Linked DNA regions of Mus musculus: regions 1, 2, 3, 4 and 6 are each linked to region 5. The links are chromatin loops, found by intact Hi-C in ENCODE. Cell type or tissue: left cerebral cortex. All regions are shown on one strand. Region 1 holds the start of Meak7 (MTOR associated protein, eak-7 homolog). Region 2 holds the start of Taf1c (TATA-box binding protein associated factor, RNA polymerase I, C). Region 3 holds the start of Slc38a8 (solute carrier family 38, member 8). Region 4 overlaps Wfdc1 (WAP four-disulfide core domain 1). Region 5 holds the start of Necab2 (N-terminal EF-hand calcium binding protein 2). Region 6 overlaps Mbtps1 (membrane-bound transcription factor peptidase, site 1).

Region 1 (5,000 bases), 330 kb before region 5:
GCTGCTAGCAGAAGACTGGCTTCCAGGCAGCTAGGATGAGGGTCTTAAAGCCCATGCCCACAGTGACACACACACTCCAGCAAGGCCACATCCACTCCAACAAGGCCACACCCACTCCAAGGCCACTCCTCCTCCAGCAAGGCCACACCCCCTCCAGCAAGGCCACACCCACTCCAAACAAGGCCACACCTCCCAATAGTGCCACTCCTAGGGCTGAGCATATGCAAACACTCACACTCCTGGACTCAGTCCCATCCACAGAGGTCGTTGGCTATGGGAGGTGACATGCATATAGGAGCTAGGGATTAAGGCAGAGCCATCTTTGAGAGCATGCAACTTTGCTCTGTCTGAGCCTGGCCCAGGTCTCCCTCTGCCTCTGACCTCATGGTCTGCTTTGGTCCCCTCCTGCTGGCCTTATGCTCCCAGATTCCACATGGCTGGTGGCTTCCCATTGAAGCCAATGGGCTCTCACTATTTGGCTCCTACTGCAAAGGTCCCTTCATGGACTAACTCTAGGCAGCAGGCGTGCCTGTCTCACTTTGAGCAGTTGGTCACATCCTGATGGCTAGGTGCTGGCACCTGCTGAGGGGACAGAGGCAGGGCTGACAGGTGCCTTTATGGGAAATAGATAAGAAAGTACAGCCAGACCAAACAGTCACAGAGGTAATGGAGACGCAGAAGACAGCTCAGGGGTCACGGAATGGGAAGGTCTGACTGAGGCAGTGTGAGACTGTTTGGCTCAAGGGGGGAGCTGGGCAAGGAAAGGCTGAGGAGTTCCAGGCAGTAGCTGAGGCTGACTGTCATGAAGGGAGGAGGGCAGCCCTGGCTGACATTAGAAATTTGATAGCAGGTGAGTTTGAAAAAAAGGGGGAGGGGCATCTTATGAACCTCAGAAGGAAGCCTTGAGAGTCTTTCAGGGAGGGTTGTCATGGTGACAGTTTTGTTAGGGTGGCTCTGGCCACTAGACACAGAGTTAGGATGGCAGCCGGCCAGGCAGGGTGGTCCAGTGGGCAGAGCAGTAAGACATATGCAGGCAGCGGCCAGGAATGAGGGTGCAGGGAAAGAGACCTCTCCCTACAGTTTTCACACCTGGCTCTGATACCTTGAGTTGTGATCCTTGTCCTACGTAGCAGAATTCTCCTGCCAGGGCTCTGCCCAGCAGAAAGATGTCCGTGCTGGGTTACCTGCTTCAGAGTGGGAGAATCCCAGGACTGAGCCATTCTCAGATGCCTTTCTCAGAGGTTCCTGACACTTCGAGTGAGTCCCCTACTCACCGCGGGGAGATCTCACAGGACCTCTAGAAGCAAGGCTGAACAACGCCTGTCATCCCAGCACCCGGGAGGTGGTGGCAGGACTTAAAGTTTGGAGACACCTCATCTCAGAACAACAGCAAACACTGAAAAACCACAGGGTCAGGCTCAGTGGGTAAAATAGCTTGCCACCAAGTCTGATGACATGAGTTCAATCCCAGGCACCCACAAGGTGGAAGGAGAGATTCAACTCCCACGAGCTGTCCTCTGACATACATGCTGTGGCATATGATGTGACAGTAGCTACGAGCTCCAAAAATCCAAACCCACAGAGCATTCCCTTCTCTGGAAATGACTGCCAACCCACCATGTCATGTTACAATGGAAAGAGCCCTCAGTTTGGCACCAGGACTGCCTCTGTCCCAGCTGTGTGTTCCTGGGAAAATCACTTAACCGCTCTGAACCCTAACTCAGCATAGGGCCCTGGCTTCCCATTATGAAAGGCCTGGAAAGGTGGTTGAGCCGTGACAGGGAAAGTAGCATGCTTGGATGAACTCTCAACCCTAGACATCCAATTGGATCTTTATAACCTAACTGGTTTCTTGCTAGAAGCCCCTGAACCTCAGCTCCTCTCCATGTCACTCGCCCAACCTGCAGCATATATCCACAGCCACACCTCCGTCCTACCCTCTCCCCTTAGTTTATACATGCCAGGTGGGAACTGAATGAAGGAGTAGGCACTAAGGGGAGGAAAGGAGCCTGACACATTTTCATATGTCACAGACTGGTGACCCATGATGCCCTGGAGGACTCAAAGGCTGTCCTGGCTGCCTCAGCCTCACTCCTCCATGATGGCCCTTGTAGCCCAACTTCAGCTCGAGGCTCTGCCCACTGACTGGTCGTTTTCCTAGGGGCTCATAGGAGGGTGGTGGTGGGGGATCAAGTCAATTCAAGGTGTCTTGGTGTTAAGATGGCCGTGGAATGTTGGGAACAAACGCTAGGTGGAGCTTGGCTGAGCGAAAGGCAGATGGCTTCTGGTGGACATGTGACTTCAATCCACTAGGGGGAGCTAGCTGCCCGTTTTCTTTTGCTGTCTCTCTTCTACTCGCCTTTTCAAAACTTCCACTCTCTGTATCCCAGGCTGGCCTGGAACTCACTGTGTAGACCAGGCTGGCCACAAACTTGCAGCAATGCCCCTGTCTAAGCCTCTTGAAGTGCTGAGATTACAGGTGTATGCCACTACACTCAGCCGGGCTGGTGTCACAATAATTAAATAATAATACTAATAATACTAATAATAATGTGTGGTGTTTTGCTTTATGTGCACCGTGTGTGCAATGTCTCTGGAGGCCAGAAGAGGGCGTCGGATCCCCTGGAACTGGAGTTACAAGCAGGCCTGAGCTGAAGTGTGGGTTCACCTGTGTCCTCTGTTAGAGCAGCAAGTGTTCTTAAGGACTCTGCCACCTCTCCGGCCTCTGGTGTCATTTTTCCAGCTACAATTTCAGACAGCAGCTTCTGTTACTTTGGGGGGTTGGGAGGAGTTCCTCTGTGCCACTCGGACGGTGGGGTTTGCAGGCAGCGACAGTGGGTTCGTCTCTGCTGAGAATTCTGGGACCTACCTCTGTTGTGTCTGTCTCCGACACCAGAAAAGGCCCGGTAGGGCTGATAGCAAGCTATCCCACTCCTGGGGACAAGACCGGCCGGCATCTGCTTCTGTGTGTCAAGTGCTCTATTGGCTAACGCAATGGACTTCAGGAGGTAAGGAGGTCAGATTTTCCACCCTAGTTCTGGGGGGCGAGTCCCAGCTCAGGCCTTCTGTTCACAGTGCCCCTGTTCCCAGCCTCCCACATTGCTCCCTTCTATCCGCTCCCTGCATTTAAACCCCCTGATCCGCTTCCAGCCCTTCAGCAGCTTCCTAGCACCTCCTAAAGCCCAAGTTCTCCTTCAGCCTTTGCAGAACCTGAGCAACTGTCAACCATCCCCAAGTGTTCCGCTGTTACAGGCTCAGTTCTTCGATCCCAGGCTCCGCCCACTCCCCGTGAACTACAATCCCATTGGTTAAGATCTGACTCGGGCTCCACCTCTCAGTAGCCCTTTTCCAATTGGTGCTCATGACCGTCCGTCAGCGCCGTTGCTAGGGAAAGGGCTGGGCGACCCGGGCAACCTTGCTGCCCAGGACGTACCGGAAGGAGCTCGGTCCCTGTAGACCAAGGCTGGTGAGCCGGAGGGAGGGAGCCCGGGCGAGGCTGGGCATAGCTCAAGGAAGGAAGGAAGACCTTCGGGGTGGCCTGAGCAGCCCCCAAGGAAGCTACTGTCTCAGGCTACTGTCAGAGAAGCAGAGAGTGCCTGGGATGGGGTGAAGCTGGGCTCTGAAGGGATCCGTGGGCCTGCCTTGTTTTCCGAGACGAACCCAATAGAGTTCCTTCAGAGGCAAGCTCAAAACCAATTTAGGGGGAGGCGAGGAAGGTGCCCTGGCCTGCACTCCTGAGGGGGGCTGGGACAGATGGAGGGCTGCCAGCTGCAGACCCAGTAGGCTCCAGGACTTGGACATGGGCTTGGTGTGGCTGTTCTGATGGGGTGTTGACCCCAGGAACCAGACAGTGTGTCACGATCTCTTGGAGGCCCCATGGGAAATTGTCCGAGGCACACTCCAGCCTGCCACCAGGAGCTTGGGGCTGCAAAGAGCTGGCTCGCCACATTCTTCGTGACACAAGGAGCCCTTTTTATTCTCCAGGGTCCATCTGTGTTTGTCTTTGGTTTCTGGAAAGCAGAACCAGGTGGCGATGTTAAACGATTCACCCAAGCTTATTAAAGCACGGCAAGCTAAACTCCTTTTAAGACCATGGGTTAGTGACTTGGTGATGGGACTTCACTGTTGGGGAGAGGGCCCCCTCCCGAAATGGATCACCTGGTTGGGGGGAGGAGGAAGGACGTGTTTAGCTATTAGGGGCAGTAGAGTGTTGAGGATAGACTGTTGCGGAGACTGGAATGTTCAAGGAAGCTCACTGGTGGGTTCAGGAGACTTGGATCTGGTCGGGCAAAGGCTTCCCCTTGATTGTGCCCAGGTGGGAAAGCCCATTGTTATACAAAAACTGTCTGGAATGGCCACCTGTGTATGGATTGAGACTGTAGAGCTCATAGGCCCTGTGTGGAGAATGGTCAGGGCTGTGGGTGACCTTTAAAGGGTCTCTCCACATCCCCCCCACCCCCCCACCCCCGCTTTCTGATAAGAAAAATGGCTTTGATCCTTGGCAAGTGTCTCTTTTGGGTCACAAGGCTGATACTCACTGCTACAAGTGACCTTACAGTCACTGAAAGATGTCTTCACCTAAGAAAGGTGGACATAGTTGCCAGGGGAAAGCTACCCCATGGACCAAGGTGTCCCCATGGAGGACAGAACCTGCCCCTGACACATGCAAGACCTTTCTCCGGGAAGCTGACAGATTGCTGGCCCCATGACAGAGCTTGCAGCCTAAAGGGAGAGCATGGGCCCCCCCGAGAATCATTCTTGCTGCAGCTGTGTGGAGACAGGCGGCCTTCCAGCTGTAGCGGCTGGGCTGGTACAGGGTGAAGAGCCATATTCTCAAGGTCTCTCCCCAGTCCTCCCTGAGCTGTGGGCTCCAAACCTGCCCTTCCCCTCCCCCTGCCTTCCTCACAGAGCAGCCAAGCTCTGGCTCTGTCCTGGCATCTGGTCCTGTCCTGTACTGCCCCTGGCTTGTTTACCATTCAAGGCTTGGTGTTTAGCATTTA
Region 2 (5,000 bases), 160 kb before region 5:
GTGTAGCTCTGGCTGTCCCTGAACTCATTCTGTAGACCAGACTAGCCTCAAACTGGAAGATCCAGCTGCCTCTGTTTCCCAAGTATTGGGACTAAAGGCTTGTACCACCACACCCCACACAAATTGATCCTTTAAAGCAGTGTTTCTCATTTATGTGGGCTATGGGTCAGCAGTGTTACCCCAGACCCACTAAATTAGACACTCAGCCCGGCAAACTGTTTTTTATTTTGTTTTTGTTTTTGTGTTTTGAGACAGAGTTTCTCTGTGTAACAGCCCTGGCTGTCCTGGAACTTGCTCTGTAGACCAGGCTGGCCTCAAACTCACAGAGATCTGCCTGTTTCTGTGTCTCTTGAGGGTGGGATTAAAGATGTGTGTTACCACACCCAACTGCTCAGCAAACTGCTTTAACATACCTCTAGGTAGCCCCTGATGTACCTTGATATCAAGATACAGGGATAATGGTGCATTTCTAGCTAGACAGTGGTGCTAAAGCCATAAGCAGGGAATTCCTGTATTACCCAGCAATGGGAAAGAGGTTGACTCAAACACAGCCCTCATCTTACAGAGAAGGCAGCTGACAGTCAGACATGGGGGTACACACCTTTAATCCCATTATCAGGAGGCAGAGACAGGTAGATCTCTGAGTTTGAAACCAACTTGCTTTACAGAGCAAACTCCAGGACAACCAGGGCTACACATAGAGAAACCCTGTCTCAAAAAAAAAAATCAATAAAATAATAATAGTAATAAAGTTATGCATGAGCCAAATAGACACCAACGAGCATGCCCCCATATGATGGCTAGTTTTGGTGGTCAACTGAATATTTGAAATTAACTGGGACCCAAACTGCTGGGCACACTTGTGAGGAAGTTTAAAAAAAATTATTTATTTATTTATTATATGCAAGTACACTGTAGCTGTCTTCAGAGGCACCAGTAGAGGGCATCAAACCCCATTACAGATGGTTGTGAGCCACCATGTGGTTGCTGGAATTTGAACTCAGGACTTTGGGAAGAGCTGTCAGTGCTCTTAACCGCTGAGCCATCTCTCCAGCCCTGTGAGGGATTTTCTTAATCAGATTATTTGAAGGAGGAAGAGCCATCCTAAATCACCTTCTGGTGGCAGCCCAGATAAAAGAAATGGAAAAAGAAACCATGATTTGTGCCTGCTGGACCTCACCCTCACCGGCAAAACCATTTATTTTATGGCATTGCTGAAGTTTTCCTTTCAGTATTCAAATCAATTTCTTTAGGATTCCAACAGAGACTGAAGCTCGGCGGCTCTTTAGGAATGGCCCAGGACTACAGCACCAGATCAGAACTGCTGAGACAACCAGCCTCGTGGACGGAACAGTACCAAATTCTCCTTGCCATTTCTGTCATAAGACAGCTATTATTGAACTACGCAGATCACAGCCTGTAAGCCGGTCTAATAAAATCTCCTCTATTCCATACTCATTCAATCAGTTCTGTTCCTTTAGAGATCCCTTAATAAACTCAGGAACACAGATTTTTCTCCCTGAATAACTTGCTCCACCATGAAGACCGATTTATGAAGTTCTGATAATTACAGGACAAAGGAAAGTCAAACCCAAAGAAGTCGTCAAACACATTGGCGGGAATGTCATGTAGGTAGGTTGCAGTGACGCAGGAGAATCTGTTCCTTGTCTCGATTCTATCTGAAGATATTCTTAGCCTCCAGGCGATGGAAAGCAAGTGGTCAGCAGAGCCACGCGTCCTAAGTTTTACGCGATAGTGTCAGGACCAAGGCAACTTACAGGCAGAGCCCAGGACTCGCTGCATGCGAGCGAGTTTGAACAGATCCCCCAAAACTCGCAGGTGCACACACAAGGAATATTAGCTTGAGAATGACAAGCTAATATTCCCTCCTGGCCCCTGTTAAAGCCACACATGCACCCAGAGGTGTCTATGAAGCGGATTCTAGGACTTGTGGGTAATAAATACAGTGCGTGGCTCATCGGAGGTGCTCACTTGTTCGTTGAGAGGATCAATTCAAGCTTCTCAACACTTTTGTGAAATAGGATGGAAATTTCATAGCTTAGGCGCCACGACCATGCATATTGGCCCTCAGCTCTGCAGGTGGCGCTGGAGGACTCGGTTAGATGATCTGGGGGCGGGACTTCCTGTTTCTCGGGCGAACTTCCGGCCTGATCCGGAAAACAGTTTAGTCTGCTCCAACAGTTGTGGGTGGCGGCGTTGAGGTTCGGCACTCTGGCTCCTTTGCGGCCCCGGGGTCAGGTGAGGCTGTTGCGGGAATGCTGAGAGCACGTGGCAGACCACGTGGCTATAGAGACTGGTCGATTACAGCGCTGAGGCTCGTCCTAGATGCTGGCCACGAGGGAGGGCGGTCCGGGAACACTTGTGGTTACTACACACCGGTTTTCAGTTCAGACTCTAAATTCAGCGCCTTCACGTCTTGTCCAGCGGGTACTAGTGCTCTGCTGGTGCTCTTATTGCGGATGTTAGATTTAATTTTTACTAAAAATGAGGGCTGACTTGACAGTTACTGCTTCTAAAGAGTTCCTGCATTTATTCAGCCCACGGGCATTTTCGGAGAAGCCTGTGTTTGGCAGTGGGGAAGCAGGAATAGTACGCAGCCCATGTCCACAGAGGGGTGGAAGAAAGTCAGCCTGCTACTGTCATGCGCAGCGCGTTGATGAACGCTCAGCCTTCATCGGCATCACTTGGTCCTCCACACTCTCCCCTTTGTATATTCTGTGGTTGCTTATCTCTTTGGCACTTTACCTGCCACGAGGCCTTTTGCGATCACTTTCTCCCCAGCCCCTCTTCCAAGGTGTGAGCAGAGATATCTGTCTGGCTGCCCTCAAGAGAGTGAGCAGTCCTTGGGCAGCCCTGCTGACGCGCTGGCATTAGGCATAGTCTGGTCTTTATCTGCTACCTTGTAGTGGTCTCCCCTACTGTGTTCTGAGAACCCTGGTGCACTGTTGAGACTCCTAATGAAGGCGTGTGTAACGTTAGATACATTCTCTCCAGGATGGACTTCCCTGGCACCCTGCGCCCTTCATTGTTTAAGGCCGGTCCACTTGGCATGACTGATGGCCCTGACCTGTCCTTCATGTGCAGCTGGAGAGATGCACTGACCCTGCCAGGGTCCCAGCCACAGAACTGCAAGGTGAGGATGGAAATAGGGTCCTTTCCTTGGTCTGTTCCTCCTCCTTGCTCACTTATTGGGAAAAGAGGTCTAGGCAGCTGCTACTTGAGCTGCGCACCGGTTGCCCTGCTGTCCAGACAGTGTCTCTCAACAGAGGCTGTGGCTCCTCTTTCCTCGCTCCCTCTCCCTGGGTTCAGCAGGTGTTTATGTGTTGGGGTCCTTACAGGCCCAGGAGCCCAGCATGAGGAAGTCAGGCAACCCCACCTAAGGGACTTCCAGTTATGGTGAGAGACTGTACACCAACGGGCAGACCTTTTATAGTGTGGCCTTGACTTGCCTGAATTAGTGGAATGCCAGGGGCAGGATTTCTGCTCTTGGGAGGTCCATCTCTAGCAGCCTTGTATTGAGTACATTGAGGAGAGCATGTCAAAGAGAGGGTGTTGGGGGAGGGGAGTTCTTGGTCCTTGGGACAAGGGTGCCCACTGAATGGCAGGACTCAGAGGAGATAGCTGAGGAAGTTGGAGCTCATTGGGTTGTGGGTAGGCAGTCATGACTTAGGCGCTTCCTTTGAAAGCTGCTGTGAATGAAGTTTAGAATTCAGTTCAGACTCTGGAGTCGGTTGCCTGGGTTCAAGTCCATGCCTGTTTGTTGCTTCTGTCACCTAGGGCGGCAGCCTCATGCTTCAGGGTTCCTCATTAGCGAAGTGACCACCTTTTCACATTTGTCCCGAGGACTGAGTTAGTTAATTGGCAGGGATTGCACACCTGTCATGTTATTGCTGCCCCGTTTCCCTAGGATCCGACCTTGTCCTTTGCCAAGAACCTACTGTGGGAGCCATCGACGCCAGGACCCCTCCCCCTCCTGATGCCTCCTGATCCTGGTAAGAGTCTCTCTCCTTTTGGGCCCCCTCCAAGGACCTCAGCCATCACACGCACAAGGGGAACCTCAGACCTCCAGGGGTATCCTGTCCCCATTCCTTCTCAGGTTCTTCTCTGATCTCCTTCTCCCCTTAGATCCCTGGGACCCTGGTGTGACAGCTCAGGACTTCCTTTTCCGGGGAGGTCACTGCTACCAGTACCAGTCTCAGGCTGTGCTGGATGTCACTGAGCAGGTAAGTGTCCCTGGGTGAGACTGGTTCTCAGCGCCTGTGCTATGCTGACTCACACAGCTGTTCCCTCCAGCTCAGCCGCTTCCTGTGGGACCATGGGGACATAGCCTTCGCACCCCTGGGGAGACTCATGCTGGAGAACTTCAGATTGGAGGGGAACCGGGTAAGGAGCCGCCACCACCGGGTGGATGGTCAGCCGCCTCCCTGGTGAGACCCAAGGGTACCAACCTGACAGCCCTTCCCTGCAGGGCTACTCGAAAAAGATGACTATAGTCAGCGCGAAGAAGCTGCTTCAGGACCTCGGCGGACACCAACCCTGGGGGCAAGTAGCCAATGAGAGAGCAGCCATGGACTGGCCTGCCGTGAGATGTGGAAGGACCTGGGACACTGACCAGGTTTTCGTCATAGTGGCTTTTCCAGCCCCACACAGTCCTGAGCCATGAGTTCACAAAATCCCCGGCAGCGTAAGGGAAAAGCAGATTGGTCATTGGTAAACCTTAGGCGTGGGCTGCCAGACCTCCACCATCATGGGTCGCATGCACGCTCCCGGGAAGGGCCTGTCCCAGTCGGCGCTGCCCTACCGCCGTAGCGTCCCCACGTGGCTGAAGTTGACGTCTGACGACGTGAAGGAAAAGATTTACAAATTGCCCAAGAAAGGCCTGACTCCCTCCCAGATAGGTGTAATCCTGAGGGACTCACACGGGGTGGCCCAGGTCCGTTTTGTGACTGGAAATAAAATCTTGAGAATCCTCAAGTCCA
Region 3 (5,000 bases), 56 kb before region 5:
CACAAAACCACCCGTATGCCCTGGGTAGGACACCAAGGGCTTGTTGAACCATGAGCTTATTGGAGTTTGTTACGGGAACATGGGTGACTCCAAGACTCCCACCCCAGCATGGTTGTTGAACCCCAAAGTTGCCCCAGTCAACCCTTTGCCCACTCTCTGCCCCTGCAGGAAGAAGCGAGTGCTAGCATCTCAGATAAGGGTCATATGGCCCCATCTAAGTGGATTTCAGCAGGCCTGACCTTCGTGAGGGGCTCCTGCTGTGGTCACATGACTACTCCAGGCCACTTCTCCATTTCAAGAGTCTTATCTGCAGACCCCTCCGGCCCTGTGCAGTCGCATCACAAAGACTGCAGGTTAGGATGGAGCCATTTGTGTGCCCTCATCAGCCAGCCACACTGGTTTTTAGATTTCCTAAAATGTCACGGGTTTACCAAAGGATCCCTGTGAGCTGCCACTTAAAGCCTAAGGGACCTGCCATGGATACTGAGCCCTAGTTCTGTGGCACCAGCATTCACTGGGTCGCCTCTGCAGGCTGTGGGGCCCCAGGAAGCCCCACTCCTCAGCATGGTAGCATGCCTCCTTTTCAACCCATCAGGCTTTCATAGATAGCTGTTAGGAGCCCTGTATCAAACCAGTGTAGCCTGGGGTGCTGATGGACTGGCACTGGCAGCTTCTAGAGACTCCCTATGAGGCTGAGGTATAAAAAAATCCGGGGGTGGGGGGTGGGGCTAGGCGATGTCCTGTGACCTGCGCTCTGCTTTCAGCACTGACTACTAACAATGTTGTCTCTCCCTTGCTAGTCATGAATGACTACAATCAGGAGACACTTTTCACAGGTGGTCAAGCCAAAGACCCGGTGCCAATAAGGTGGACACGCCCACAAGCTACTCACATGATCCAGAACTTTCCAAGCATCAGTGAGAGTCCCCATCATATACTTGGTGGGGGAGCCCCTGATGGGACAGGTGTACAGCCAGCAGAATGAAGGAGGGTGGCATGAAGGCATGGGTGCTGCAGACCAAGTGCCCTGCGTGTGAGCCACCACCTGCAGGATCCCCAGGGCGCCTGCCTTCTCCTCCCTGTGCTGTGGGCCCGGCTGCAATGGGCTGAGCAGAGAGAGGGTGGCCTCCCACCCTTCCCTAGCTACAGATGGAGCCCGGCAGGGTGCCCCCCTCCACAGCTTGGGAAAGGTCACACCTCTCTGGGAGGGCAGCAGGGGGTGGATATCAAAGCCCCAAAGAATTAAGAGATCATGGAATTTTACAGCCCGGTGGCCAATTTCTAAGTCATGCACACTAATGGGCGGCTAATGAGGGACCCTGGGCAGGGACTGGGGAGTACCCTGAGCCCCTGAGCCTGATTAAGGAGTACAAAGCTTTAGCCACTAACTGGCCAAGCACTTTTCATCTTTTTCCTTGGGAGCCCATTAGTGCCGGCAGAGGTGGGGCGTTGGGGCGTTGAGCCTCCTGGCTCCTGGAAGGTGTGCACAGGGTCACCTCAGTGCTATTGTGTGTGGCCCGTCCCTCTCCCTGCCCTACTTCCCACTCCTCCTCCTGTAGCATCCATCTCTACCTGGCCCAGATTTCATAGCCTCACTCTAGTGAGGAGGACGTGGAGTTGAAAGGCCTTACTCAGCTCAGCAGGGCCAGGGAACACCAGACTCCAGGCCAGTGGGTGAAAACCCATGGGGAGGCCAGAGGAAACATTTCCCCAGACCCTTCTGAAGGGAGGACGGCCCTGTCACAGACTGACCTCAGACCTGGGTCGAGAGAGAGAGAGAGAGAGAGAGAGAGAGAGAGAGAGAGAGAGAGAGAGAGAGATCCCTGATGTTTCAAGTCACCAAGCTTGTGGGATTTAGCTAGGAGCTTTCATAAGGGGGAGACCTGTGAAAGTGGTTTTCCTGTTCTTTCTGGAGTCCACCCCTCCTTCCCTCCCTCCCTTTCTTCCTTCCTTTCTTCACCCTTCCTCCCTCCTTCCTTCCTGCGCTCTCTCTCCTTCGTGCTGCCTCATGTCAGCACAGGGCAGGGGGCCGGTGGGATCACAGTCTTCTCAGGCATCCATGCTGAGGTCCCGTCGGGCGTTTAGCGAGCCCCAGCTGTGGAGTCTCAAGAAGGTCACCAAGCCAGGGTGGAGGTGCTAGAAACGCAGGAGGAAACGGCGCTTTGGGGGTGTCCCTGGCAGGCTGATTGGATGGGGTGGGGCTCTGGGCATGTTTGATAGAAAGCACTTCTCAGCAGGGTCCCTGGGCCAGCAGCAGGAAACACATGAGACAGGCAAGTTCTCGGTCCCCATCCCAGGCCCACCGAGGCAGAAATTCCAGGGATGGACCAGCTACTTGTCTGCAGGAGTCCTCCAGGGGATTCCCAAGAAGCGAGTTGAGGTCAGCCTTCTGGCAACAGGCCGATGAAAATGCCAGGTTGATCCTGACATCTTGACCTCTAGCACAGGGGTTTGACTTCTGCCAACTTGGCAGCCACACTGCTTCAGAGAGCATCCAGGTTTCTACACAGTGTGGCTCCTGCCTGGAGCTTGTTAACAATCAAGAACCTTGGGCTTCCCCAATGGGCAGGCAATCAGCCCACCTTTCAACAAGGTCCCAGGCACAGCTGAGGCATGGGGTTGGTTTGAGGAGCCCCCACCACTGGCCCTGTGAGAGGCAGGGAGTGAGAGGACCCACCAGGGGTCCTTCCACAGATGGGCTTCAGAGACACATACTGCCAACCAGTGACAGCCAATAATGATAGTTGACTTAGCCTTCTTCCATGACCCTCCCCAAGACCAGGGGCTCTGAACAAACTGACCCCGGGGTCTGCGGTGGGTGGGGTCGGTTTCTGAGGGCCTAGATTGATTCCAGCTGAGCTCTGCCCACCGAGCAGCTGAGAAAGCCACACCCCAAGGAGGGGCTTTTGCCGATCACAGGAATAAAGACATCCTGATCAGGTCAAACCCCTCCCCCCCCCCCCCAAATTGCAAGCTCTTGGGACTTCTCTGTCTTTGTCCCTCAGACTTGGATATTAAACCCAACAAATGCCCTTAGGGCCCCCTAATGAAAGTCTCAGGAGCCCAGACCTGTGGAGGAAGACTCTACCTCCACCTGCCTCTCATGACTGCAACAGTGTGGCCGAAGCACTAAGAGGAAGCCTAAATTTGAATCTGCTGGCCCAGGGCCTGTGGGACACCTTACTGGGTTTGGTAAGGATTAGGGCTCAGGGCACTGTGGGAGCTGAATTTGGAAGCACAGTTGTGGGTGGGAGAGCTGGGGAGAAACTCTCCACCAGGAGAGGAAGCCAGGGCTTCAGATGGAAATGGGAAGGAGAAATAAGGTCGTGGGTGAGAGGGAGGACAGGAGAGAGACGTGTGATGAGCATGGCTGGCTTTGGAAGAGGAGAAGAAATGCAAGAGGATGGGGGTAGGGGGGGGTGAGGAGTACCATTGTTGGCCTGTCTCATGCTGATCTTGAGACTTTGAGTTTAAAGGCTCAGAAAGGAAGGTCCGATGCTAGCCCTCCTTCTCTGCTGCCCCAGCCATGGAAGGGCAGCCCAGAGGGAGCAGAGGCCCTCTGGAGAAGCCCCTCCCTGCTGCCACCCATCCCACTCTGTCCTCACTGGGCGCCGTGTTCATCCTCTTGAAGTCCGCTCTGGGCGCCGGCCTGCTCAACTTCCCCTGGGCCTTCTACAAGGCAGGAGGCATGCTGCCCACCTTCCTGGTGGCCCTGGTGAGTCACAGAGGTGTCGGGGCGGGGGCAGGGCGGGGGGGGGGGCAGGTGGGAGATGGCTCTGGCTCTCCCTGGTAGGATCCTTATCCTTGCTTCTGCAGAGCTGGCTGTCCTGTGTGTGCTAGCGTAAGATCTTATTCCTGAGCCTCATTACCTGGGAGGTATGTCCCACTTTAAGTGGGTTACGTGCAAGAACTGTCTACCAGTCTCCACGGGCTTTTAGGGATAGGATGAGAGCCATCATGCATGCCCTGAAGGATTACCAGGAAAAAGAGCCACAAGCTGTAGGTGCACACGGTTGTACCTCCTGATACAGGACCAGGGCAGTATTAGATGTGGAACTTCCAGGGGTGGGGTGGGACTGTGTTCCAAGGGGCTCGTCTTGGGACAGATGTCCTGAGGCAGCAGAGGCCCTTCTACGTTTAGTCCTTGAGGGAGGAGTGTATAGGATACTGAGCTCTTAACAGTGGGCCCCCAACGCATCCTGGGAAATTAGCAATTCCCTGTGGGCCACTCATGTACCCTGGCTGCCAAGAGTGTCTGGGCAAGGCAGACAGGAAAGAGAGCACAGGGGCCTGTTTGTGGGATCTGGGGTGAATTGTGGGTTCGGGGCAGTAGTCTAACTCAATGTATGTGTGAAAATTGTTCATAATAAATGATGGAGAGAGCCCTGGAAGACCCAATAAAGAGCCCCACCCCCACAAACCACCAACCCCGCCCTTCTCAGAGACAACTCACCCAGAGCCTGCAACTGAGTGCACCAGACCCCAGCACCCATGAGAGGTAGGTAAGTGTGTAGGTGGGCCTGTCACCATTGCATAGGCCAAACAGCAGGGTTTCACACCACACAGGCTGGCCTGAGGTTCTGAGCCAGATGTTCTTGTTCTGCCCCCACATGCCTAGCTTTGCCTCTCAAGAGAACAGGAGAGCATTTCAACTCTCTGGCTTTGTGAAATTTCTTCTGTCCCATGGGGCAGAGCTGTCAGGTTCCCTAACTCAGAACAGCTGGTGGCGCCTTCCTCCGCTGAAGCTCTTGGGCAGAGCTCAGCCACAGCCCTTTGCAGAACCTTCATGGAGGGCACTCTTGGGCCACTGGCCTGAGTTACTCCTCTGATGTGCAGGCCCATGGTTCCCTCTGCAGGTATCTTTGGTCTTCCTGATCAGCGGCCTGGTCATCCTGGGCTACGCAGCATCTGTCAGTGGCCAGACCACCTACCAGGGTGTGGTCCGGGAGCTATGTGGCCCCGCCATGGGGAAGCTGTGTGAGATCTGCTTCCTGACCAAC
Region 4 (5,000 bases), 230 kb before region 5:
GCTTACCTGGCGGAGGTGGCACCGCCTCCAGGCAGGCATAGGCACAGCCATTGTAGCAGCAGCGCCTGTGTCGTGGGCACTCAGAGTCAGCCTGGCAGCGTGTGGCCTGACAGGCACCCGGGGGCAGTGTCCTTGGCGGTGGTGGGCAGCGGTCTGCATGGGGCTGCCGGGAGCCTGTCGCTGCAACCTCTTCAGCCTGTGGAACATAGTGAAAGGGCGTTGACCTAGGCTTTCAGCCTGAGCCTCCTCCCTGGGAAAACAGTTATCTAGGCAAAGAGTGGGGAAGGTCTGGGTTTGACTTGCTCTTTCTCTGCGAGTCCTCAAAGAGATGGCTTCAAGAGGGAGGGAGAGAGGAAGGGAGGGAGGGAGGGAGGGAGGGAGGGAGGGAGGGAGGGAGGGAGGAGCGAGCTATAGAAGGAAGGCAGTTTTGGAGTGTGTGCCTGGACAGCAGTCTGCATGCAAAGTATGACCCGCTATGAGACAGCTCTCATCTGTCTTCATATATCTGCATATACATGTATATACATGTAAACAAACATGCAGATACATGTACGTGTACATTTCTATAGGAACATAGTTTTGTTTATGGTACATCCATGTATCGGGATCTCTGAGAATTCATACATCATACACAAGAGAACGTGTTTACACCATCTTGGATACATCTCACAAGTAGAACACTTGATGGCCAGAAGGTGGCGCTGTTCAGGGAGGGTGGCGGAAACTTTAGGGGGGAGGGTGTTGTTGGAGGGAGTACGTCATGGGCCCACCTATGCCTGTGAAGGAGATACTCGGTCCCTTCCTGTCCCCAGCGTCCTCACTGACATGACGTAAGCAACCTTGTCCGACTTCACATTCCCACTGCCAGGATGTTCTGCCTTGCCAAGGCCCATGGCCACGGAGCCAGCCAACTATGGACTGAACCCTCGGACACTGTCATGTTTCCTTCAAGTGATGTGGCAAACACCAGACTGACAGAGCTGGTGTACTGGGCACGTATATATCTGACTTGACATAAAATATAGTAACCTGAAGAGAGGAAACCTTGGTTAAGGGAATGCCTCCACCAGATCGGGCTGTGCTGTGGGCCAGCTCCGTAGAGTGTTTTCTTAACTAGTGATTGATGGAAGAGGGCCCCGCCCAATGTGGGCGGTGCCATCCCTGCACTGGAGGTCCTGGATTCTAAGAGTAAAGCAATCCTGTAAGCAGCACCCCTCCGTGGCCTCTGCAGCAGCTCCTGCCTCCAGGTTCCTGCCCTCGCTGTTTTGGATGATGAACCGTTCCTTGTATGGAACTGTGTGCAAAATAAACCCTTTCCTCTCCAAGTGGCTTTGGTCACGGTATTTCATCGCAGCAGTAGTGACCTTAACTAAGACAGCTGGTGGGGGACTGCAGAGATGGCTCAGCGTTTAAGAGAACCTGCTGCTCTTCCAGAGGTGCTGAGTTCAATTCCCAGCAGCTACACGGTGGCTCACAACCATCTGGAATGGGATTTGATGCCCTCTTCTGGTGTGTCTGAAGACAGCGACAGTGTACTCACATATATAAAATTAATTAATTAATTTTAAAAAAGAAGAAAATTAAAAAAAAAAAAAGATGGATTCGAGGGTAAAGGTGCTGGCTGCCTAGCCTATGATTAGTTTGACCCACACGGTAGACAGAGATCCTGACACAGTTCCTCTCATCTCCACATGTGTGTGTGTGTTATTACGCCCAAAAGTAAATGTTTTTTAAAAATCTGACTATCTACCTGCAAGGAGTGACACGGAGCTGGAGAGATGGCCCAGGGGTTAAGAGCACAGTTCCCAGCATCCTCCTGGCAGCTCACAGCCATCTGTAACTCTAGTTCCAAAGGATATGAGTCCATCTTTTCACCTCTGTGAGTGCCAGCATGTGCAGATATACAAGCAAGATACCCATGCACGTGCATGCACGCACAAACACACACACATATATGTATATGTGTGTGTGTATATACATATATATATATATATTGCACGCCTTTAATCCCAGCACTCAGGAGGCTTGCTGGCAGATCTGTGAGTTCAAGGCCAGCCTGGTTTACAGAGTGAGTTCTGGGACAGCCAAAGCTACACAGAGAAATCCTGTCTCATAACACAAACACACACACACACACACACACACACAGTGACTTAGGCAGTCAGGTCTTGACTATGTATATACATATTAATCAGAACATACGTGTTTAGTGTATGTGTGTATGTGCATCATGTTTGGGGAGGGATGAAGATGGGAAGGCCATGTGTCAAGATAGCAACACTGCTCCACACTTGGAAATAGATTTATGATCTTTCCCAGTTCATTTTTATATACAGGGTTTCATGCATCCCGCCGGCCTTGAACTTGCTGTGGCGTTAGGAATAATCTTGAGCTCATGGTCCTCTCTCACCTCCCAGGTGCTTCCTTCCTAGCTGAAATCACAACTGGACTTCCCTGAGGCTTGTGATGGCCAAGCAAGCTGTTCAAAACGGCTCTGGCTGAGACAGTGCTTGCTGGAGCCAGAACTGTGCTCCGGCAGCAAGCAGCTGTGGACGCTGTGCACCTTCATCATGGGATCTGTGGAATGTTCAAAGCAGCTGAGCTGCATGAGAGAGGTTTAGCCCTGGGGAGGGTCTAACAAGACCTGGGGGTGGTACAAAGACCCTGGTGCCAAACATCTTAGCTTATTTAAAGAAAAAGGGGGGGTTGTTAGCATCAGACGTCCATAGTCAACATTAACGGTGCTTTAGCTGTTTGGGCGAGCTCTGCTTCACTCTGGCCCATCCACAGTCTACTGAGCTGTCTCCTCCAGAATGCTTGAGTAGGAGCCAGCTCTGCCCTGTAGCCATGCACTACTGCTGATGTCCTGCAGAGGGCGTCTGGTCACAGGGAATAAGTCCCGCTCAGGCTTTTTCAGAGTTGTTATCAGAGCAGTCAGTAGCTTTCTGTTTCCTGTCCAAGAGCTGGGGTGCAGGTGTAGTTGGAAGGCTCTCGCCTCCAGCCCGCTTCACCCAGAGAACCTGTCTCTTCTTGCTTGCACAGATTGCTCGTTCAATTTGTGAAAAGTAGGGGGCTCCGTTAGGAAAGAGCTTGCCTTGAACCTGAGTTCAAGTCCCAGTACCCTTAAAAAAAAAAAGTCCAGCCCCATTGAGAAGTGCTTATGTTCCTGGTACTGGGGAGGCAGAGACAAGCCTGCCTCGCTTACTTTGTGAGTTCCCTGTCTCAAAAGACAAGGTGAACAGAGCCCCAGGCATACCCGAGCTTGTCCTCCGGCGTCCATACATACGCCCACACCTGCACCCACACTTGCACTTTGCATGCACTTATAAACAACTCTGTCCCCACCAGGCACCCATACATCTATTCTCACACGCATACACACACCCACCCCCCCATCTATGTATAGTCTATCCATAAACATACAAACATACATACATACATACATACATGCATACATACATGCATTTCTCCCAGAAACACATAACGGGAATAAAGAAATGAACGATAAGAGGAAGAAGATATTGCTAAGTAACTCTTGGTGGATACAGAGAGGAAGGCCCGAGGTTAGCACTCCCCTCAGAGACTCGAGGGAGACCTGTGCGGGGCTTCTGACCCCCTTAGTCTTCAGTCTTTAGCATCCTAATGTTGTTTCCCACATCCATATGCTGTCCCCAGTTGCTTGGAAACTGCTAGCATGGGACGTCACCCCTCACACTCTGCTCCACATTCAGCATCTAGGGGATTAAGTGAACTGTGTCTTGTTCAGCCTCAGCAGCCCTAATCCTGATCCACCGTGACAGCCATGCCAGGCCCCCTTCAGAGGGTGACTGAGAGCCACCGGGTAGGGTCAGGCTTTCTCCACAGTAGGCTCCATGGGCAGACACCGTGGTGCCCAGGGGTCAGCAGGACCCTCCTCTCTGACCTCTCTGGCCCTCCTGTCCCATCAGTTGGTCACGGACAGCCCTAGTGAGGCAGGGTCTGTGGAGAAATCAGTTGTAGATGGGCCACTGCTGTCCCGTGGGAACGCAAGGCTGTTTCTCAGGATGGAGACAGCAGATAGGCACCTTAGACCCCTTCTTGACAAGAAATCGTTACTGGTGACTGGGATCTCAGGGGCCCCGGTTAAAGGGTTTTGAAGAGCACTCTGTGTCCTGCAAAAGGACGCTTAGAAACACTCTCAACAAAGGGTGCTTCCTGAGATCTGAGAAACTCAAAGAAACACAGGGTGTACCCTGCAGCCCTTCCCAGCTCAGGTTAAAAGGCTTGGCAGCCCCAAGGGCCAGGCTAGGACTGGCTCCCTCAGCCCCTCCCCCTCCCTTCTCCCCTCCTGTCTTCCTTGTGCACCTACCCTCATGCCCTTGTTGTCCCCTGCCAGCCATCTACCACCTGCCTAGCTGGTCACTTGTGTACTCTCTACCCACACACAGTGCCCCATCCAGCCTTTTCCCTGATAGATGTACATGTGCATGTGTGTGCACATGTGTGTCTGTGTGTGCATGCATCTGTGTATGTATATGTGGGCCTGTATCTGCCTATATGTCTGTGTGTATGTTTGTGTGTCTATCTGTTTCTGTGTGACCCCACACTCTATAGACAAGACAGGGCCAGCCCATATTCCAGAGCCACCGTATTCCAGAGGCTGCCATGATGCCACCGATATCTATGACACACATCAGCCCTGCCCTTCACCCAGGCTGTCCCCTCCACTTGATGCTTTGCATATCCTTGGTACTTGAACCAAGGAGCAAAGTCTACCTTTAAGCAGACTCAAGAGAGACAGGTCAAGGCAGAGTTGAGATTAAGGGCTCAGGTTTAAGAATCAGACCAGTATAGGGTTGAACCTTGGGTCAGTGGGATTGATTCTATAGGGAAATTTGAACCTCTGTCTTCTTCCCCTGCAAACAGCCATAGTTGCTGTGGTTATGGTAAAGCCTTGCGGGTGGGGTGCCCATGCCAGGACCCACAGTGCTCCACTCCAGTCAGTACTGATCACTGCTGCC
Region 5 (5,000 bases):
CCGTGAGTCAAAAGACAGATGGCTCTGCTTACCTGCAGCCCACAGAAACAGGGCAAGGGAGCTGTGCGCTCTCTGGGTACCCCTTGGCCCTCAAGAAACCAAGGTGTCGAAATGACTAGGTTGATGTGGCCCCATATGACATCAGGTAAATTGGCTCCCGGAGCCAGCATGAGTGACACTTTCCTTCTACTCTGTATCCCACCTCACAGGGGAGGAAAGAGGCTCAGACAGCACACAGCGCCAAGTGTCGAGGGCAAGGGGCTGAACAGGGCTTCCCTGAAAGAGGGCAAGTAGCCACCTCTACTCTGGACTCTGGATCCTCCTGCCCTGTGTGTGCACATCTCTGTGTGTGCACATCTGTGTGTACAGGCATCTCTTGCTTGTTCCCAGAGGCACTAGAACACCCATTTCCAAAGCCCTCCTGCTCAGACACACCCACAGGTTCTGAGATCTAGCAAGGGAAGCCAAGTGGGGAATAGGGTTTCCAGTCCCCTGACACTTGTAGGGGTATGTGGCACCCACTGGCATGCGTGGGCGCGCGCGTGCGTGTGCACACACACACACACACACACACACACACATGAACTCATGAACACACTCAAAAATACCCCGATTCTCTCAGAACCCCATAACATGTACAGGCACCCCCCCCAGGACCAGTCCCATCCCCCAGAAGCCCCTCCACGGACCACCAACTCTTTCCTGCCTATATGCCACCCCACTCTGCAGGGCTGGGGTGGGGAGAGCGGTGTGGTGCATGAGGCACGAGGTGGGATGAGGAGTGAGTCTGGGGTCCAAGAGTGAGGACAGGAAGACAGTGAAGGAGGACAGTTGCTCAGGGTGGAGCTGGGGGGGGGGGTGAGGACGCCTAGGTCCAGGCAATGATTCTGATTCTATGGAAAGAGAGGAGCTGGGGAAGGGGCTTCACTCGCAAAGCGGCACAGCACGGGGGCTCATCTACATCCGCAGAGAAGAGAACAGTGGTGGTTCCGGGCTGTGTGTGGGGAAGTGCAGGGAAGAATCCAGGATAGAGAGGAGGGGGCTAGCAGTGCCCAGTTCTTGTCCCTATCGTAGGGACTCAAGTGATGGTTTGGTTAGGACCTGAAGAGGGGAATAGCGGCCAGACTTACAGCAGTTCTCGGGGACTGGGCTATCGGATGCGGGGATGCGGGAATGTGAAGGAGGAGATGTAGAGGGTCGTGCGGTTCCAGTGGGGACCGGTGCCCCAGCCACGATGGAAGGGGAGTAGCGTGGGTCCGTGCTATGTAATTAGTGGAAGCGGGAACGTGGAGGGGGGCGACTGAGGAGAGGGTCCTCGGTGGGTGCGGACCCAAGCCTCAGCCGCGATGGGGTGGTGGGAGGGCTCGCTCTGGAGATCCCCACGCGGAGGAGGGTCCCAGGCTATGAGATATGGGGATGCAAGGAAGCGGAAGAAGAGGATGGAAGTGAGGGTAATACGGTCCGGGTGGAGTTGGGGTCTTGGACGGGGGTGTCCCTGCGGGAAGAAGAGGTCCCAGCTATGGGATGTGGAGATGAGATAAAGTGGAGGGAGGAATGGAGAGGATCTTGAGGTCTGGGTTGGGGGACAGGCGTCTCAGCGGCAGTGAGAGTTGGGGCTTGCGCTCGGGGTCCCCGCGCCAAGGAGGGTCTCAGCAATAGGATGCGGGGATGCGGGAACAGGCAGGGAGCGAATGGTGGAGAGGGTCCTTAGGTCCCGGGTGTGGACTGGCACCCAGCCGCGCTGGGCGGAGGGTCCCGCGCGTACTCACGTCCAGGATGACGGCTGTGCCCCCTCGCGATGCGGCGGGCCCGGGGCCGGGGTCCGCGGAGGGGATGTCGGGGACGAGCGGTGCACGGGGTTCCCCCATCCTGGCGCCCACCCAGCGCAGCAGCCCGCCCAGCGCGCGGCCCTGCGGCGGCGGCTCCCGGAGCAGCCTGTGCGCGCCGGCCCTGCACAGGCGCGCCGCCCGCTCGCACATCTCGCCCGCCGACCCCCGCCCGGCCGCGCCCCCGCGCGCCCCCTGCCCGCGCCCGCCCGCCCGCGCACGCCGCTCCCGCCGCCGGCCCCGCGGCCCGGACACCGCGGGGACCGCCAGTGCCGGGGGTGGGGGGGCTACCCGGACCCCGAGCCACGTGCTCCGCGCCCGCCACCCCCACCCCGCCGGCCAAGAGCGGAGGCAGGGGACTGCCCGCGGGGACGCGGGGCCCAGCGACCGGACCCTGGCACGGCCCCCGAGGGGGATGGCTTCGTTCACGCAGAACTTAGGGCGGGTGTGGAGGAGGGTGGGGGCCCCGGGATTGTGCCCCCGTCCCCGCCAGGGTCTCGCTGACCCCCGGTCCCCTCCCCCCTTGGTACTGGTGTCCGGTGAGCCCCGAGCGCCCTCTGCCGGATGATTCTCCCCGAGTCCCTTCCTCCCCTCCTCCACCCGCGGGCGCTAGTTGCCCAGAAGGTAGAGCAAGACGCAGACTTGTGCAAGTGACTCAGACTCAAGACACCTGAATAGGGGTCCCGGGACTGGACACCAGCCTGCTCAAAGGCCCTGAGGCGGGAGGTGAGACTCAAATGGGCAGACCAGGGGACAGAGTGGACAGGGCTGCATCAGGCTTCTGGAAGCCTCATTCCTGACCCAGACTCCATAGAGTCTAGCCCTGTGCCTATGGATGCTCCACTCTGGGGCCCTATCGCTTGTTCTCCTGGAGCTGCGGGCTTTACCCAGGGGCCCAGTGCGCGGTCTATTTGCCTAGCCACTTCCCAAGCACAGACTCCTCAGGCACAGTGGAGGCACAGCTGGTTTTATTACAGATCTGATGGTGAAAAGTTGGGCCTGGGGCCCTCCAAGTTGGACACTCAGCTGGCCCTGTGACTCCAGCACACACTGACAGTTTCAAGGGGGCCCCCTGGTCTATGGCTACTGCTCCCACCTGGGGCCTCATCTCGCCTGAGGGTAGGGCAGCCTGTGTTCCCCATGCCTCTGGGGCAGATAGTCCATCCACATGGCTCAAGTCTTCCCCTTCTGCTGGGGAGACTGGTTCCCAAATGGGAAATCTTTAGATGGGCTCACGTCCCGCTGGGCTGTGATAAGCCCTCTTCCTCTTCAGGGCCTGGGTGTCAGGGTGCCAGGCTAATGTTAAGGTGGCTTCCTGGTCTCCTTCTTCAGCAGGGAGCTGGCAGCAGCCAGGGCCCCGCCCTGGACAAATCTCACAAAGTTGTCCCCAGCCAACGGCCCCAGGGCATACAGGCCCTCCTGGTGAGTGCTCTCATGGGTGAAGGGGTCCACGTCAATGGGGTTCCTCTTGGGACTCAGTGGCTGATCTGGGTCTATGACCAAGTCAGCACCTGCCCTGGGGAGGTAGGAGAGGTCGGGGTGGGAGCCAATGAGGACCAGCACCATGGAGACCCCAAAGAGCTGCTGGCCCCCCTGTGGGTCCTGGAACACTGCTTGGTGGTCCTCTTTGAAGAGCAGTGGCTGGTGCTCAGGGAGGCTGCGGTAGCCCTCATAGGGGCTAGGAGACAAGATGGACTGATCGCGCATCATCTGCTGCACTTTGTGGTACTCAGGGTATAGCATCTTGGGCAGCTGGTTGAATACCAGGCCGGGGTCATGCACGGACCGGCGGAAAGCATGGATCACCTGGATGTTGTAGTGACGGGCAAAGAGGACAGCATCGGCTGCAGATAGCCCTGCTCCCACAATCAGCACCGGGTCTGAGGTTGGGTTCACAGTGCCTGCCCGAAGGGCTGCCTCCAGGGCTGACAGGTCGTGGTGGACAAAGGGCAGGGTCTCTCCTGGGATGCCTAGCATGGCTGGGCTGTCAAAGGTGCCTGTGGCCAGGACCACATTACGGGCCCGCAGTGAGAAGGGCTGGTGGCCGTGGTCCTTGGTAGTCAAGTAGCCATTCACTTGGAAGAGGGGACTGGATGCCTGGACCTCGGGACTGCCATGCTCGGACTTAGCCCACTCCACGGCAGTGACCACGGCACCAGACACAAAGTTGTGACTTAGGCCTTTCTTGATCACGTAGTCCCGGTAGTAGTGGGCGATGTCACCGGCTGTGGCTCTGCTGTTGCGGAGACCTCTAAAGAGGAAGCAGACGTGGAGGGGCTGGGTATCAGAGACAGGCATGGTAGTAGGCACTGGCCAGTGTGACGGCATGCCCTGCTGAGGGGAGGCTTGGGTGTCTCCCATGTAAAGCAGAACTAACAAGGGTACCATCCAAAGCCTGAAACCCCCTGTGCCTCAGTTTCCCTATGTGTGAGTGTATTGGCAACATCCCATGAGGGTCTTGGGAGATCGTACAGTGTTGGGTACAAGCCAAGCACCTAGACTGGAACTTGACCATGGGGTGACATGTCTGGGCTGGCCACATCATTACCCTCAATGGGCAATAACAGTCTGAAAGCTGGTGACTACCTGCACTCGGGAGACTGAGGCAGGAGGACCACCAGTTTAAGGCCAGCCTCGAATGCTAAGACCCTGCGTCAAAAACTAAAAACAAACAAAACAACAATAACAAAAAACTCAGCAGATCTAAGGAAATGTTGTAATAGCTCACATCTATGAAGCTGACAATGAGGTTGAGGGCTCTACAGCCAGAGCTAAGCGCAGGGCTGTCCTGGAGGAGAGGGAGGGAGGAACAGAGGGAGTGGGCGCTGGATAGCGGCCTCAGAACCTGCCCACAAGTGACCTGCAGGTACTCCTCAGAGGCACTCAGGGCTCCCCTACTCTTTCCTGTGTGGGTCACACCCTCACCCCGCCCCCACCCTTCCCTTCCCGCGTGGTGAGAACTGAACCCAGGGCCTTGCTCTTGCTTGGCAAGTGCTCCGCCACTGAGCTAAATCCCGAACCCTGTGAACCACGTTCTGATTGAAGTGTGGACTTAAAATTACCCCCTCCCCCAGGGTTGGAGAGAAGAGCACTGACTGCTCTTCCAGAGGTCCTGAGTTCAAATCCCAGCAACCACGTGGTGGCTCATAATCATCTGTGATGGGATTGGATGCC
Region 6 (5,000 bases), 74 kb before region 5:
GAGTTAAGATTTTCCTGAAAGGCAGGTGGTGTGGAAATAGGGGAAACTGACAGCCAGCAGGCAAGGCCATGGCCCTGCACAGGAGCCTGTCAGGTGGGCGTTGCAAGGAGATGGGCTCTAAGTTTTTTTGCCAGGCACTTAGACAGTTGACCTGGCTGTGCAGAGGAAGAGTGAACATGTTTCGGAAGGAAAGCAAGACAGGGCGACGGGCAATCGTGTGTGTCAGTCATCTCTGCAGCCCCATAGTGCTTGTCACGTGCAGGTGGCTCCTGTTAAGTACTGCTCAGGACTCTGTGAGCCTTATCCCTGCATCATGTTACCATGGCTCGTGCCGTGCACACAGGTCTCTCTCATCGATGCTTTAGCTTGTCTGACACAGGCGATGCAGCCCTGGAGAGGATCAGCCCTGTGCCCCGTCTTTTCCTGCAGAGTGGTGGTCTGAACCGTGTGCTTGTTGCTTTTCAGGAATGGCGACCACGTCCACACCAACTTCAGGGACATGTACCAGCATCTGCGCAGCATGGGCTACTTCGTGGAGGTGCTCGGCGCCCCATTCACATGTTTTGACGCCACACAGTATGGTGAGCAGCAGCCCTGCTGGCCAGGTCTTGAGTGTTCCCGTGATGACCACTGATAGGCCAGTAACGGCAGCGTGGAGTCCCCGTGTCAAAGCGGAGGTGCAGAGCAAGGCTCCCATGGTGTTCATACTCACTAGTGGTCGGAATGCTCAGCTGACTATAGAGCTGATTGTGGGCAGAGATTGGGGGGGGGGGTGTGCGCACGCACGTTTATGGATCCTGAGTGAAATCAGGTTTGGTAGAAGGAACTATATGCTAAGCTATCTTGCTGGCCCAACCGTTTTTGTTTTGTTTTGTTTTTAAAAAATACTGTGTGTGTGTATATATATATATATATATATATATATACTACTTTTTTCCAAAGTAAATGCAAAATATTATATTGAGCAAATATAAAAGCCAAAGACACAGTTAGCTGGTCCTTGTGGCTTGCTTACCTCCTTCTGTAGTGGTGCAGGCTGGCACCAGCCAGACTCCTAGAGGCAGGACACTGGTGAGAGATGGCACTGTGGAATTGTTTTCTGCCACTTAGGAGTGACAGTTATCAGAGTGTGGCATTGCTTCCCTCAGGCACTTTGCTGCTGGTGGACAGTGAGGAAGAGTACTTCCCTGAGGAGATTGCTAAGCTGAGGAGGGATGTGGACAATGGCCTTTCCCTCGTCATCTTCAGTGACTGGTACAACACTTCTGTTATGAGAAAAGTGAAGTTTTATGATGAAAACACCAGGTACGCTTGCATAGCAGTATGGTGTCACAGCTCCCCAGCAGGCTATTGTGTGACTGTCCTAGCTTGGGTTTGTCTTTCTAGATCGTGGAGAAAGCTCTTTTCTCCGTACAAGAAGCTCCTGGTAGAGAGACAGGTTTCTAGACTCAGTGCTCACTAAGGGGTCAGTGTCCTCCCTTCCTGAGCACAGACACCTGTTCTTCACTCTCTGTCGCATGCTGTTCTGTCCTGTGTCCTTCATACCAAACATAAGAAAGTTCATGTGCACCTAAGACCTGTGGCGCTGGGTGCTGGAGTGCCGCTGTAAATGTCGTCTTATGTTGTGGATTTCCTTTAGCGTATTTGCCTCCTTTCTCACTTCTGCTTCACTGGTCCGCCTAGATCCAGACTAGGCCTGTCTGGACTGCATGCCAGTGAAATGCCAGTTTTCATTTCATAAAAGAAAAGTTCAGTGTGTCTGTGTGTAGAGGCAGACAGTTGGCTGGAGTAGTAAGCTTACATATTTCTCAAACCAAACGGCTTGTTTAAGTTGACACTTTTATATGTATGTGTGGACTGGATTTTGTCAAGGAAAGAGGAAAAGTATGTGAGGATTTTAATTCTTGCCTTCTCTGTGCCTTCTGCCACTTTTATAGGCAGTGGTGGATGCCAGACACCGGAGGAGCGAACATCCCAGCTCTGAATGAGCTGCTGTCTGTGTGGAACATGGGGTTCAGTGACGGCCTATATGAAGGGGAGTTTGTCCTGGCAAACCATGACAGTAAGGTTTTATGTCTGTGTGTAGAGGCATACAAGTGGCAAAAGGATGAGGGTGTGGGCTACATGCTTAAGTCTAGGTTTCAGAGAGATGGGATTCAAAAGTTAGCTGCAGTGCAGAAAGACCTACAGTGATTTTAAATAGCACACTAGGGACCGGGGCTGTACCTCTGTAGTTACCTGTCTTGCATGTGCAAGAACTTAGCTTCAGTTCGCATCACTGTAGAAAAATGAACTGGACATGTGACTCAGTTGATAAAGTATTTACTTAGCATGCACAAAGCCCTGAGTTCCATCCTTAGCACAACATAAACTGACCATATAATCCTAGCACTCGGGAGGCAAAGCCTGACAGGTGTTTGACGCCACTCTGGGATATATAATGAAACTCTTTTCAACAAACAAAAAAAGTTTATTTATGTACTTTAAATTTTTTCTTCAGAAACCGCATGCTACTAGCACTTTTCCCTTGAAGTTTGAAAGGATTACTTGTAGTTGATATGTAACAGGCAATAGCAGTTTGTCTCTTCAGGTTAAAGACTGTCCAAACGTGAGTGAGTGGTGTAGACCCTGTGTGAGATGCATGTTGGGTCAGTGAGGCAGGTGTTGGACGTCTCCACCCCTTAATGCTGAGCACCTGTCTGTCTTCCAGTGTACTATGCGTCGGGGTGCAGCATCGCCAAGTTTCCAGAAGATGGCGTCGTGATCACACAGACTTTCAAGGACCAAGGTAAAGGAAGGGTGCTGCTGCTCACAGGCCTGGTGCCCTTCCCCTCCCTCTCCAGCTCCCCATATGCCCTACCTGCTGTACTTTCTCCTAAGTGTGGCTTTAGCAGTGTCTGCTATGTTCCCAGTGTGTATTTTGTGGCATTAGGAGTGCCATTAGCAGTATGGGCCTTCCCTTCCATCCTCTCTGGTTCCTGGTAAAACTCACTGCAGTATTATTTGTATAGTACTGACTGTGGCATGGATTCTGGGGGAATCCCAAATGAGCAAGACGAATTCTTGCTGAAAATTTGAATATAAGTGTATAGTCTACCCAAAGAGGGGGAGTTCTCCAGGATGGGGCTCAAAATGGTCTTAGTCACAGTCAAAGGGTTCTTCTGTGCTAGGCATACTGCTGTGGCATAGTCTCAATGATTTTGAGAGTTCTTAGCCTGATGAAAATTCAAAGAGTAAGACACCATCTTCCCTTTCAAGAGGCATTTCTGATTGTCTGTATTTACCCACAGCAAACATCCCTCAAGCCAGGCCAGGCCCCAGTATAGGCTGAGAAGGTGAACTCACCATAAATAGTCCACTTAGTCCCCAGACCTGCTGAGTTGGGAGAAGCGGGAACAAACTATACAGCCTCTGGTTTTTAAAGTTATGTGCAGGGCAGTGGGACTGGACCACAGGAAGCTCTTCCTGTGACTGTCACTCCAGAGCTGGGATTCTGAGCTGTCAGCCATATCTCATATCTCTGCTAAGTTCTAAGAGACTAACAAGATAGCCTGTGGTGACCATGTGCTGGTGGGACCATTTCCTCCTGAAAACCGATGGCCTGGCTTCAGAGCGACCAGCCACACCACCATCAATCAAGATGGTTATTTTTCTGTAACTGAGAGACACTTTTACAAAACAATTGAAAATGTGACAGTAGATTTCTCAGTGTAACTGTGTGAGGCCTCTTCAAGCACATGGCAATTTTATCTTCTCAGCTCCTGGCCCCCCTCACTGTAAATTAGTCCTTTCTAAATGCTGTTATCTCAGGCTTGCCACTTCCAGGGCTAAGAGCCATGGCCTCCTAGCTTGCTTGTTGCCCCCTGCAGTTCAGTAATTTGGAGAAGGGGGTAGCAAAAGCAGAGTTAATAATGCATACTTTATCTTGTGTGTCGTGCCATCTAAACGTTGACTGCTTGACGTAAACCTGGACGTCTTTGGATGTGAGGTGGGACACTGTGGGGCTTGTTACGCTAGAGCAGAAAAGACCTCACTTTCAAAGCTCAGCGAGGCTTGTCGTGCTAACTCTCCAGACAGCTGGGACAGGAGAACACAAGCTTGATGCCTGCCTGTGTGAGAGACAGGCAGGACAGGGGTGGGGCTGCAGTTCAGTGGCAGTGTGCTTAGCTAGTCCTAGGTTCAAGCCCCACTATCACCAAACAGAACAAGATAGAGAGAAAAGATAACCAAGTATCAAAACTCTTGTCTAGCTGTGGGGCTACTGCCGTGTTAACTCTCCTGTTCCACAGAGAGGTTAGGCATTTCAGAGCTGATGTGCAGGCACACTCCTGGATTCTCAGGCTGTATGGCCCCTCGTGCTAAGGCACCTTAGCTTAAACAGTGTGACTCCGCTGTTAGCACTGCCCAGGGCACTAATACCTTTTTACATCTCGATTCATCGAGCATTTCAAGGTGTGCTGTCTGCTTGGCACTTTAGGGGTTCTATTGCTAATGCCTGTGCTTACATCTTATATCTAAATGGCATGTGGATGGGCACACATTTTAAAAGTTAACTACGCTTGTCCTACTCCTGTAAATACAGTTTTGTGAGAGTTGGATTTTGTTAAAATGGAAATTAGTAATGCTGAAAATACTGCTTCCCTGTTCTAAGGATTTGTACAGTTCTGATTGACTGTTGTATTTTGCTAGTCTTAGGCAGGTCAGTTTCCAGTTAAGTGGCAACTAGAAAATCAGTAATTTCCTCATGAGAACTCAGTGCTCTTCTCATTGTTTACTGCAGGATTGGAGGTCTTAAAACAAGAGACAGCAGTTGTGGAAAATGTTCCCATTTTGGGGCTTTATCAGATTCCATCTGAAGGTGGAGGCCGGATCGTGCTGTATGGAGACTCCAACTGCTTGGATGACAGTCACAGACAGAAGGGTAAGAAAAGAACACATAGGAGGACTGCGACTGTAGCTCAGTGGCACAGCAGTTTGCCTCAGACATGCGAGGCCCTGAG

What was found. Peaks named below come from ENCODE experiments on the same cell type or tissue, not always from the same donor. Only the 100,000 strongest peaks of a DNase experiment are listed, where the experiment ranks them.
Region 1: a loop joins it to region 5, with 7 times the contacts of the local background. A loop is called at or near these places in 7 of 42 quality-filtered maps.
Region 2: it touches region 5 in a loop (5-fold over the local background); 26 of 42 quality-filtered maps call a loop at or near these places.
Region 3: a loop joins it to region 5, with 3 times the contacts of the local background. A loop is called at or near these places in 29 of 42 quality-filtered maps.
Region 4: it touches region 5 in a loop (12-fold over the local background); 19 of 42 quality-filtered maps call a loop at or near these places.
Region 6: it touches region 5 in a loop (2.8-fold over the local background); 5 of 42 quality-filtered maps call a loop at or near these places.

Annotation. Positions count from the first base shown.
Region 1 is chr8:119,776,826-119,781,825 of GRCm38, reverse strand. It overlaps Meak7 (MTOR associated protein, eak-7 homolog), which reads left to right and starts at 3,410. Exons shown (of 8, transcript NM_028883.2): 1 at 3,410-3,466. In left cerebral cortex, CTCF peaks have their summits at 2,069 and 2,285 (motif pointing right); DNase peaks (open chromatin) are centred at 2,309, 3,337 and 3,845; H3K4me3 peaks cover 1,539 bases; H3K27ac peaks cover 1,513 bases.
Region 2 is chr8:119,602,394-119,607,393 of GRCm38, reverse strand. Taf1c (TATA-box binding protein associated factor, RNA polymerase I, C) reads left to right here and starts at 2,188. Exons shown (of 15, transcript NM_021441.3): 1 at 2,188-2,259; 2 at 3,016-3,154; 3 at 3,929-4,013; 4 at 4,147-4,244; 5 at 4,315-4,404; 6 at 4,490-4,563. The coding sequence starts at 3,017. It also overlaps the pseudogene Rps13-ps4. In left cerebral cortex, CTCF peaks have their summits at 934 (motif pointing right) and 2,101 (motif pointing right); DNase peaks (open chromatin) are centred at 929 and 2,145; H3K4me3 peaks cover 1,394 bases; H3K27ac peaks cover 548 bases.
Region 3 is chr8:119,499,716-119,504,715 of GRCm38, reverse strand. Slc38a8 (solute carrier family 38, member 8) reads left to right here and starts at 3,018. Exons shown (of 11, transcript NM_001009950.1): 1 at 3,018-3,192; 2 at 3,525-3,715; 3 at 4,857-5,000. The coding sequence starts at 3,527. In left cerebral cortex, no CTCF peak of the experiment used is centred here; no DNase peak of the experiment used is centred here.
Region 4 is chr8:119,674,464-119,679,463 of GRCm38, reverse strand. Wfdc1 (WAP four-disulfide core domain 1) reads right to left here. Exons shown (of 7, transcript NM_023395.2): 2 at 7-196. Among named protein-coding and RNA genes, the nearest start is that of Gm32352, 6.0 kb to the right of the region's middle. In left cerebral cortex, CTCF peaks have their summits at 691 (motif pointing right), 2,664 and 2,873 (motif pointing right); DNase peaks (open chromatin) are centred at 861 and 2,868.
Region 5 is chr8:119,444,034-119,449,033 of GRCm38, reverse strand. Osgin1 (oxidative stress induced growth inhibitor 1) reads right to left here. Exons shown (of 6, transcript NM_027950.2): 6 at 2,778-4,077. The coding sequence ends at 3,129. Necab2 (N-terminal EF-hand calcium binding protein 2) reads right to left here and starts at 2,315. Exons shown (of 13, transcript NM_054095.2): 1 at 1,770-2,315. The coding sequence starts at 1,979. In left cerebral cortex, a CTCF peak has its summit at 2,386 (motif pointing left); a DNase peak (open chromatin) is centred at 2,414; H3K4me3 peaks cover 1,495 bases; H3K27ac peaks cover 351 bases.
Region 6 is chr8:119,518,060-119,523,059 of GRCm38, reverse strand. It overlaps Mbtps1 (membrane-bound transcription factor peptidase, site 1), which reads left to right. Exons shown (of 23, transcript NM_001167910.1): 15 at 466-581; 16 at 1,149-1,305; 17 at 1,938-2,062; 18 at 2,711-2,788; 19 at 4,781-4,921. Among named protein-coding and RNA genes, the nearest start is that of Slc38a8, 19 kb to the right of the region's middle. In left cerebral cortex, a CTCF peak has its summit at 2,753 (motif pointing right); no DNase peak of the experiment used is centred here.